2 separate regions of the Homo sapiens genome follow, and region 1 is linked to region 2. A link is a loop called in an ENCODE intact Hi-C map of the cell type or tissue named here. Cell type or tissue: heart right ventricle. All regions are shown on one strand. Each heading gives the region's core, and the rest is flanking DNA. Links, peaks and the distances in the headings are about the cores only.

Region 1 (5,337 bases), core at 338-5,337, 210 kb before region 2:
CCTCCACATTGCAGGGGCAGCTGAAATGCACTCGAGTTTTTTGTTTTTTGTTTATACTTTAAGTTCTAGGGTACATGTGCACAACGTGCAGGTTTGTTACATATGTATACATGTGCCATGTTGGTGTGCTGCACCCGTTAACTCGTCATTTACATTAGGTATATCTCCTAATGCTATCCCTCCCACGCCACCCCACGACAGGCCCCTGTGTGTGATGTTCCCCACCCTGTGTCCACGTGTTCTCATTGCTCAATTCCCACCTATGAATGAGAACATGCGGTGTTTGGTTTTCTGTCCTTGTGATAGTTTGCTCAGCTAACCAGGCTGTTACGGCCTGTGGCCATAGACTGCTGGTCACTCAGCAGATACTGAGACTGAGGATTGTATTGAGCTAGAATATAGCCGCATGATGTGGAGGACTGAGAAGGTGAGGCAGTTTTGCCCCGTGCTGCCTTCCACCGGTTAAGACCTCCAAAATCGAAGGGCTGCCCAGGCAGAGGATGTCCCCTTGCCACCCTTGGAGGGGCAGCGCTGTGCTGGCCGACATTTGTGATGCAGCCTGTCCCTGGCTCAGGTGAGGCTTCCACTAGGTCAAAAGGATTAAGACATCGAAGTCAGTGCTTCTCATCCTTGTGCCCACTTTAACTCCTAACAGATGGCATTCACCTGTGCGACACTCCCTCTGGGCATTCCAGTTTTTAAGGAAACCCAGAGAGGTAAAAAGCATGACAGTAATCAGTCACCTCTGGCACTATCAGGGGCACATCAGTAAGGATGACTCTCAGACTTTGGCACAAGTAAGAGAATCTGCGGGTTTATGTGCAGTTTCCAAGCTTTGGCTCAAGAAAGCATATCAGAATGCAAAGCAATACTCTTGATGTTATAGGAAACGTTTACATCCCTTTTAATTTATAAAGTAAATTAGTCGTAAAGATTCATTATAATAGTCTCTGCACTTTTGTGTTTGTCCAGTAATAAAAAAGGACCTCAGGAAAGATCAGATTCAATATAGAAGGAAATAGAAATTTTAAAAAAGAAAAAAGTATAGGAAAAATTTTAGGTAAAGTTAGATAATTAAAAATGTTTATAACACTTAAATCTTACTCTGTTTAGCAACCATAATGTTATATAACCATAATATTTACTGGCCATAAAAACACTATTCTTGAAGGTGGTCTGTAACTCCTCATCCTACTTTCCCCCACTTTTGAGACTTTAGCAATGTAATACATCTCTTGGGGGAAAATGTAGCCTTTAATTTCTAAAGATTTTCTATGCTAATTGGTCTTTATCATGAGTGACCATATTTAAATCAATGCCTGTGTATCAGAAGACATGTAAATAGCCATTTCTTTGTTAGAAGACGCATGGTACTTGTCTTTTTTGATGATTCTGGTATATTTGTTATCTTTTTAAAAAAATGATATGTTAAATGTCATACCTGATCCGGAGTGGACTTGCTTGGTGGGAAAAAGAATACTTAGGTTTAGAAAAGTACAGTGCATCTGCAACAAGACTATTAGCAACTGAATTCATAGTTTACACTAAATGCTACTGTAACTATAGCAGCTTATTTTTCCTATTCTCATCTTTGTCTTCAGTTTTTCCCAGTTGTGTTTAACAAGAAAGATTCTGGAACTTTGTCATCTCCATGGCTGCTGGTTCAAAATCTGACAGTATGAGCAGCATTGATCTCACTGTGCCTGGGTCTCACCTTGCCCTTGATTTTCTCCCTAAGTTCTCAGAAGAGCTCAAGAAGTCTGTCATGTGTTTTCTTCTCATTGTTTTTCAACTTTCAAAGCAAATTTATCTAGAATCACACATTTGGTCCTTTGTGAACTTATTTCCTAACTAATAAACTTCACCTTTTTCTGTATTCCCTTTTCTTTAATAGGTTATTGCAGTAGTGAATTAGTTTCCTAATAAAAAAGACTGTGCAATGACATTGCATTATGTTTGGATCCTTTTAACAGATTTTGTGTTGAACAAAGCAAGACGTTATTTTATTTCTTTTTCTTCCTTAATTAAAAGTATTGAGCAAACTTTGTATCTTGCAAATATGTAGAGGGGATCTTTTAGTTAGCACAAACAATAAAGAAAACTAATTTTATTTGTTTTATGCCTTGGGTATCTATGAAAGGGTTAGAAAAAGTGAACCAGGGCATGGCGCTGCTCAGTATTTCTAGTATCTGTCTTTAAGGTGGTTTGAATGCATTTCTTTCACTGGCCTGCCTGTCCTCTGAATTTACTCCTAGCACTGCTGATGGTTCTTCAGAACTCAGGAATCGTGTTGCATGCATTGTTTCTACCCACCTGAGATGGTTGGAAACCCTGAGGCAATGACAGGGACCCCAGAATCCTTGGGAAATTACCCACTGTCTAATTTAAAGGTAAAAATTTAGAATGCTGCTTTGGATATTGCTATTTCCTAAATGTGCATATCTTAAAAGCATTGCTTTCAGTACTGCCGATTTTCTCATAAGTAGATTGTTTTTATAATCACAAAAACATATTTTTATCTTGAAAAACATACAGTCTTTGAAAGCTTTTTAAAAGGCTGTTCACCACTGGCTCTTCCACTCCTGAAGTTTAAGAAACAAAATTTTCATTCCCAAAGCTGTCTTTTCTGGTCATTGCTCAAGTGTGCTGTGCAGCACCCAGAGAAGACTGCATAAGGGAGCCTAGCTGTTATTCTGAAGACAGTACCTTTTTTATTGTTGTCGTTGTTGTTATTAAGAAAGCAGAGACTAGTTAAAGCTAATACAGACACAGCACGGAGTTAGCTAGTTCTTTCTGTTCAAGCAGCTTAGCCTCCCGCTATTAGAATAAATACTTGTTGACTGGGGACCCACTTGATTTCAAAGAGGATTCCTAGTATAGGAAGGGCTAGATATTTTTAACAGTTTTTTCTGAGGAATCAACACTTAATACTGAAGATTAATTAGAAAGAAACTTAGACTATCTACACACACTATAGGCTTTTCATCGGTAAGAAAATGGAGGGCGGCATGGTTTCTTAGGCTAACTGTAGTCTAGGAGCTGTGTGCGTGATCCTAACACTCATTATTATTCTTCCCCTGCTCCCCAGCGTGCGGGCGCCGCAGAATGAGGAGTGGCGAGCCGGCCTGCACCATGGACCAGGCCCGCGGGCTGGACGACGCGGCGGCGCGGGGCGGTCAGTGTCCGGGACTGGGGCCGGCGCCGACGCCGACGCCTCCCGGCCGCCTGGGGGCGCCATACTCCGAGGCCTGGGGCTACTTCCACCTGGCGCCGGGGCGCCCCGGGCATCCGTCGGGCCACTGGGCCACCTGCCGTCTGTGCGGGGAGCAGGTGGGCCGCGGCCCGGGCTTCCACGCGGGGACCTCGGCGTTGTGGAGGCACCTGAGGAGCGCGCACCGGCGGGAGCTGGAGAGCAGCGGCGCCGGGAGCTCCCCACCTGCCGCGCCCTGCCCGCCGCCGCCCGGCCCCGCTGCGGCCCCCGAGGGCGACTGGGCGCGCCTGCTGGAACAGATGGGCGCGCTGGCCGTGCGCGGCAGCCGGCGGGAGCGGGAGCTGGAGCGGCGCGAGCTGGCCGTGGAGCAGGGCGAGCGCGCCCTGGAGCGGAGGCGGAGGGCGCTGCAGGAGGAAGAGCGCGCCGCGGCCCAGGCGCGCCGGGAACTGCAGGCCGAGCGGGAGGCGCTGCAGGCGCGGCTGCGGGATGTGAGCCGCCGTGAGGGCGCCCTGGGCTGGGCCCCCGCTGCGCCGCCGCCGCTCAAGGACGACCCCGAGGGTGACAGGGACGGCTGCGTCATCACAAAGGTCCTCCTGTAGGGGTGTGGCCACTTCCCCACCCCAGGACAGCGCTTCTCCGTCCAATGCCAATGCCTTCAGACCCCGCTGGGACCGAAGCCGTAACCGAAGCCAGGCCCGCAGCCGCTACTCACTCGGAAGCTCCAGCTAACTGTAGGATCTTCCACACCCTAAGGCTTCAGCTTGAGAAGCACTTCGAAGCCAGAGCAGAACCAAAACTCACTTCCATGGGGTCACCGGGGGTGCCTGGGCGGCCTTTCGTGGGCATGCACGCAAGGAATTGGGGTGGCACACGGGACACCCGAGAGCTCCAGGAGCCCCGTGAACCCAGACCACCCAGTGCCATGGCCACTTAGGGCTGGGAACCCGAACCTGGTGACTTTGAAAGGATAGAGCTTCATTCCATACCAAAGACTTATCACACCATGTGCCTATACACCCAGCAGCCCAAGGTGGAGGGTGCGTGGAAATGAGAAAGCTTTTTACCCAAAAAAAAAAAAAAAAGAGTTCCTAATGCATAATCTGCCCAACACCAAGTTCTGAAGGGTGGGTGAGGGACGTCCCCTCTAGTTTCCATGACTGCTGTAGACCCGCATCATCTCTAGCCCTCATCGGGGCAGTCCCAGAGCCCGCTTTTTTACTGCCCATATTATTCAACCAATACCAGGTGCACTCTGTCTCCCCTCGGCCATCCTTCCCTTGCTTCAGACCTAATGACAAGTGTGGCACATATGTCCACTTTCAGGCCTCACATCTGCCACCTTAGCAAGACATCACCTCATCCCCTTGTCACTAGGAAGAGGGCTTCTTCCCCACATGTCGTCATAGTGCTCACCTCTGGGCTGAAGGGGAAAGCATCCCTCCGCTTAAGGCCACATCTACCTGTCATTTTCCATCCCATTCCTCTCCCACGTTTACTGGGTCTTTCCTCCTGTAGTATTCCCCCTTTCGCTGTCTCAGTCCCTCCCTTTCCCCCAGGCTCTTCTTCCTCAGCAATGTGCAGTCTCCCTTTCTTACTGAAAAGAAAGACTTAACCCAGAAGGGCCAACAAGTCCTGGCTGCCTATCCTTCCTCCCCAGTTTTTACTCCCTCACTCTGGGTCAGTTTTCTTTTCTTTTTTTCTTTATGTGTGTATATATTATATATATATATACATATATACATATATATATACATATATACATATATATATACATATATACATATATATATACATATATACATATACATATATATATATATATATATATGTATATATAATACTTTAAGTTCTAGGGTGCATGTCAGTTTTCTATGCTTCACCAGACTATTTCCAAGCTGCCACAATCTCCCAGTGACCAAATATGATGATCTATTTGCAGCCTTCATTTTGCTTAATCTCTCCCTTGAAATTGCTCTCTTGGTAGGTGGATCCTGTTTTTCCTTCAAAGAATTCCTTTTCCTGTTGCATACTGGTTCCCAGTTTTTCCATAGGCCTCTTTTTTTTCTTATTTTTTTATATTGAAAAATTCCACACATCCAGAAAAAGTTGAAAGGCTAGCACAATGA
Region 2 (5,379 bases), core at 186-5,185:
AATTTGTTGAAAGAGTTAAGCATTGTTGTCTAAAGACTTGAAGTCAGCAGAAAGAAATTCTTGAGTTAAGATAAAGGGGGCTGTGGAAGCCAAGGTTCTTCTTATGTAGATGAAACCTCCAGGTAGCAGCCTTCAGAGAGAATAAATGATAAATGTTTCTTTTTGGACCTTAAAAAGTGTCAAATTCCTAGTTAATTTCTCCTAGATCTGGAAAGGCCTAGCTGCATTAATGGAGATTCTCTATAGATGCAAAATTTCCCCCATAAAAGACGGCTTTACAGGACCATTTCAAAATATGTCAGAGAAGTCTATTTTGGGGTAAAATATTTTGATTTCCTTCATGGTCTGCTATCTGTCATGTGATGCTACCAGAGTGAGGTTGGAATTTGGTATCCCAAAAGGAAAGAGGTACAATGAGGCCTGTCTGACCTCTCTTCCCATCAAGGCCTGGAATTCAGTTGTTCAGGTTTCTCTGGGGTCCCCTGGGCCAAGAGAGGGTCTGTTCAGTCAGTTGAGGAGCTTAGGATTTTATTTTATTTTTTTCTTTGTAGAAATGGAGTCTTGCTATGTTGCCCACGCTGGTCCCAAACTTCTGGCCTCAAGCAATCCTCCCACCCCAGCCTCCCAAAATGCTGGGATTATAGATGTGAGCCAGCGTGCCCAGCCTCCTCCTCATTTTTTAAAGCACTTTCCCCTCTCCAGCTCTTAAATGTTGTTCCCACTGTGGTCTCAGCTACTCCTATAATTTCAGTCTCTCCCAAGATTATATTTCTTGGCCCAGATCTGTCTGCTAAGCTCCAGAACCATCTATCCAACAGCCTGCTGGACCACATCTCTACCTGAATGTCCCACAAGCTTTTCAAACTCAATTCGGACTGTCCACTAAAGAAAAAAAAAAATCAAGCTTTTAGAAAGTTAAAACTAGTTTTACTCAGGAATCTTACTGAGGACTATAGACCAAGGTCTACATCCTGGGAGCAGCCCTTCAGAGGGGTTCTGTGAGACTGCTCCAGCAAGGTAGCTCCACCCGCAGCTTCTACACAGGCCTTGGGGGTTCACTACATGCAAAGTCACATCAAACTTGCAGAAGTTACATTAAAGCAGAATCACATCAAGGTTTGTGTATAAGAGTACATCTGGTATAGATTACAGAGGCATCATCCCTAACCCCATCAGACATTATGTTACCTATAGGAAAAGGCATTAATTAGGCTTATTTACCTATTAAGGAATGCGATGACTCAGCCGAGACACGGGACTGTATGCTGTATCCTTTGTCTTCAAAGCATTTTTCTGGAGAGCTGGGTGTCTACACAGAGTCAGGGGCTTGTGAAATTACACTGGCAAGCAGAAATGAGTAAATACGTCTTTTTACGTTTTCTACTTTATCTCACGGGACCTAAGCAAAACTCATCCCCTCAGTCATCTCAAACATCCAGTTCCTTGGTCACACCAGCTTCTGTCACAATTTTTTTTTTTTTTTGAGACGGAGTCTTAGTCTGTCACCCAGGCTGAAGTGCAGTGACAGGATCTCAGCTCACTGCAACCTCTGCCTCCTGGGTTCAAGCAATTCTCCTTCCTCAGCCTCCTGAGTAGCTGGGATTACAAGTGGGCACCGCCACGCTGGGCTAATTATTTTGTGTGTTTTTAGTATAGATGGGGTTTCACCATGTTGGCTAGGCTGGTCTTGAACTCCTGGCCTCAAGTGATCCACCTGCCTCAGCCTCCCAAAGTGCCGGGATTACAGGTGTGAGCCACTGCACCCAGCCACAATTCTTAAATACCAGCTAAACTGGTCCACTTCTCTCCATTCTTCACCACCTTTGGGGCCTTTTAATTTTTGGTCCCTATTACTGCAGTGGCTTCCTTACTGCTCTTTCTACTTTCTACCATGCCCCTCCATTCTCACGTCTATTCTGCTGTCAGAGAAGCTGATCTAAATCACAAATCAACACCCACGCTCCTGGCCATTCAAAGGGTTGGCCCTGCCTGCAAACTGACCATGGTGTTGGGAGCTCCCATTCTTCCATGCCTTTGCAGGTTCTGAGCACACTGTGTGGAAAGCTAATTCCATCTGCTCCTTTAAGATCAGTTCAAATGTCATCTCCTCTTGGACATTTTCCTGCACTCTTCCCAACTACCCACCCCACATCCCCCCATCTCTGATAGGTGCCTTCTCTGTCCTCTCCTATTTCCTACCTTATGTTTGTTTTTCTCATCATTGCACTTACCATACATTCCCAACATCACGTTTTTTTTTGTCTGCCGTATGTTCCCCACCCTCCACACTTTGAATGAGTTCCTTGATGTCAGGGTTGATATCTGGTTCATCTATGCATTCCACAGCATTTAGCACAGGGACAGGCATATGGAAGTGCTCAGAAATCCTCACTGATGGATGAATTCATAAACAAATCAATCAGAGAGGGAAACATAAGATTCCCCAAGAGTTGGCCTTGTCTAGTTTAACTGCCAAATAATTATTTGATTGCCTTTATTCCACATAAAAATTTGCTTCATCAAAGGGAGAAAGAGAAACAGACAGACAGACAACAGTCATGTCAATGAATATAAAGAGTTTGAGCTGGATGTGGTGGCTCACGCCTGTAATCCCAGCACTTTGGGAGGCTGAGGCGGGTAGATCACTTGAGGTCAGGAGTTTGAGACCAGCCTGACCAAAACGGTGAAACCCCGTCTCTACTAAAAATACAAAAAGCAGTGAGATGTGGTGGCATGCGCCTGTAGTCCCAGCTACTCGGGAGGCTGATGCAGGAGAATCGCTTGAACCCAGGAGACAGAGGTTACCGTGAGCCGAGATAATGCCATTGCACTCCAGCCTGGGTGTTGCAGCCAGACTCTGTCGCAAAAAAAAAAAAAAAAAAGAGTTTGAATTTGGAATAAAATATTATTTAATTCCAAATTAAGTTGTTGAAGTTATAGATGCACTAAAATCAGTAAATCTTACAGAGTATATGGGTCTCAACAGTATTATATTTATATCATATTTAACCATAAAATAATTTACTCGGAGAACTCAGTTGGCAGGTAAAACTCCTAATAGAATAGATATTGAAAATTGTAATGCTGTAATTTGATTCAAGAGATGAAAATGTGGCTTCTACATCTTGGCTCTTGGGGTTTAAAAGCAAGGTGATTTTCTCTTTGTTTCTACTGGGCTTTGGCAGAGCTAAATATATCCTTTGGTACATGCTGCCCCTTAGTGTCAATCTCCAGGACTGCACCTGGCAGCCCTCTAATTCCCAGAATGCACTTGAAATCCTATTTATAAAGCCCTTTCTTCAGGGGCTTATCTTTATATAACCCAGCCTCAGCCCCTGCCCTCCAGGAGACTTTCAGAAACAAAGGCAATGTCAAAAGGCTCAAAAAGAATCTGTCAGGCTAGAGACACAAATTTACGGGTGACATGAAATCCCAGGAGGGGGAGACACACCTGTTGATAGCACAGAGGGTTATCCTATGCACCTTGCTTGCTCTATTAATTATTTCCATTGCACTTTGCAATTTTGGTATGAGTCATAGCCCTTAGGGCGTAAAGGTCTGAGATAGTGTGCAAAGAATGGGAGAAATGATCAGATTTGGGGGGAGCTTAAAGGTAATGACTGTGGCCGGCCGCAGTGGCTCACGCCTGTAATCCCAGCATTTTGGGAGGCCAAGGTGGGTGGATCACCTGAGGTCAGGAGTTTGAGACCAGCCTGGCCAACATGGCGAAACCCCATCTCTACTAAAAATACAAAAATTAGTCGGGCATGGTTATGCATGCCTGTAATCCCAGCTACTCGAGAGGCTGAGGCAGGAGGATCATTTGAACTCAGTTGCAGAGAGCTGAGATCACACCACTATACTCCAGCCTGGGAGACAGAGTGAGACCCCACCTCAAAAAAAAAAAAAGAAAAAAAAAAAGTAAGGATGATTTTAGAGAAAAAAAACTGGTAAATATCCACAAAGGTGGGAGCAAAAGGAGAAAAGATATTTGTAAGTGAGGCATTGGTCATGGACTCTGAAAGACAAGACGTATGTGAAGAAGAGGCATCCTGTCAACCGGGCAGGCAGACACCCTCCTTAGACTGAGGATACCCCCAGAGTGTCTGAGCCAGGAACTGCCCTGGGGCCAAGACTACAGTCATACAGGAGGCTAAGTTGCTTCCTCCTAAACTCTCCAGTTTTTGTCTTTTTATGTAACCAGATTCAAATGTTCTATCATTTTCCTAGCAACAGCATGAGGAATCTCAGTGGGAGGGACGGACCTCAGAAGGGTGGACACTTTTGAGGGTGGTGAGTATGTTTATTATCTTGACTGTGGTGATGGTGTCACTGGTGTATACAGATGTCAAACTTACCAAAGTGTGTATTTTAAATACGTGCAGTTTATTGTGTGTCAATTATAACTCAAAGCTATTTTTAAAAGGAAAGAAAGAAGCTTTCCTAGAATCGCACAACTATGTCGTAGCAGAGCTGAGACTCAGACCCATGCTTGTCTGACAAAAGATAAAATCATGCAGCCATTTAAAATTAGAATTATAAAGACTACAAAAATGCAAAAAAAATTTCAGGAAAATGGTAAGTGAAACTAACAAAGTAGAAATTATACATATGCTGTAATGGATAAATGTTGTGTACCTAAAGAGGGAAAATGAAATAGTCCTGTGTTACTTAATGACAGAAATATATTCTGAGAAATGCGTCATTAGGTGATTTTGTCATTGTGTGAACATCATAGGGTATACTTACACACACGTAGATGGTACAGCCCACTACACACCTAGGCCATATGGCATAGCCTATTGCTCCTAGGCTATAAACCTGTACAGCATATAACTGTGCTGAATACTGCAGGCAACTGTAATGCAATAGTATTTGTGTAGGTAAATATAGAAAAGGTACAGTAAAAATATGTATAAAAGATAAAAAAAATAGTACACCTTTATAGGACACTTACCATGAGTGGAGGCTGCAGGACTGGAAGTTGCTCTGTGTGAGTTGGTAAGTAAATGGTGAGTGAATGTGAAGGCCTAGGACCTAGGACACTACTATACACTGCTATAGCCTTCATAAACATTGTACAGTTAGGCTGCACTAAATTTATTTTATAATACTTTTCATGGCCAGGTGTGGTGGCTCATATCTGTAATCCTAGCACTTGGGGAGGCTGAGGCAGGCAGATCATTTGAGCCCAGAATTTCGAGACCATTGTGGGCAACATAGTGAAACCCTGTCTCTGCTAAAAATACAAAAATTAGCCGGGCATGGTGGCGCATGCCTGTAGTCCCAGCTACTTGGGAGGCTGAGGTGGGGGGACCACTTGAGGCTGGGAGGTGGAGGTTGCAGTGAGCCAAGATCACTACACTGCACTCCAGCCTG

Evidence for each region. Hi-C counts contacts between places; a loop is a spot of excess contacts. Peaks named below come from ENCODE experiments on the same cell type or tissue, not always from the same donor. Only the 100,000 strongest peaks of a DNase experiment are listed, where the experiment ranks them.
Region 1: a loop joins it to region 2, with 6 times the contacts of the local background. A loop is called at or near these places in 36 of 110 quality-filtered maps.

Annotation. Positions count from the first base shown.
Region 1 is chr5:77,075,647-77,080,983 of GRCh38, reverse strand. It overlaps ZBED3 (zinc finger BED-type containing 3), which reads left to right. Exons shown (of 3, transcript NM_032367.4): 2 at 2,256-2,390; 3 at 3,089-5,337. The coding sequence starts at 3,106. The coding sequence ends at 3,810. It overlaps SNORA47 (small nucleolar RNA, H/ACA box 47), which reads left to right and starts at 413; the gene lies at 413-550. RefSeq lists a silencer at 3,137-3,546. In heart right ventricle, for the core only: CTCF peaks have their summits at 3,020 and 3,224 (motif pointing right); DNase peaks (open chromatin) are centred at 3,213, 3,553 and 3,693; H3K4me3 peaks cover 1,277 bases; H3K27ac peaks cover 1,484 bases.
Region 2 is chr5:76,866,127-76,871,505 of GRCh38, reverse strand. It overlaps S100Z (S100 calcium binding protein Z), which reads right to left. Exons shown (of 5, transcript NM_130772.4): 2 at 1,222-1,340. Among named protein-coding and RNA genes, the nearest start is that of S100Z, 19 kb to the right of the region's middle. RefSeq lists an enhancer at 461-1,158. In heart right ventricle, for the core only: a CTCF peak has its summit at 3,223; a DNase peak (open chromatin) is centred at 3,245; H3K27ac peaks cover 343 bases.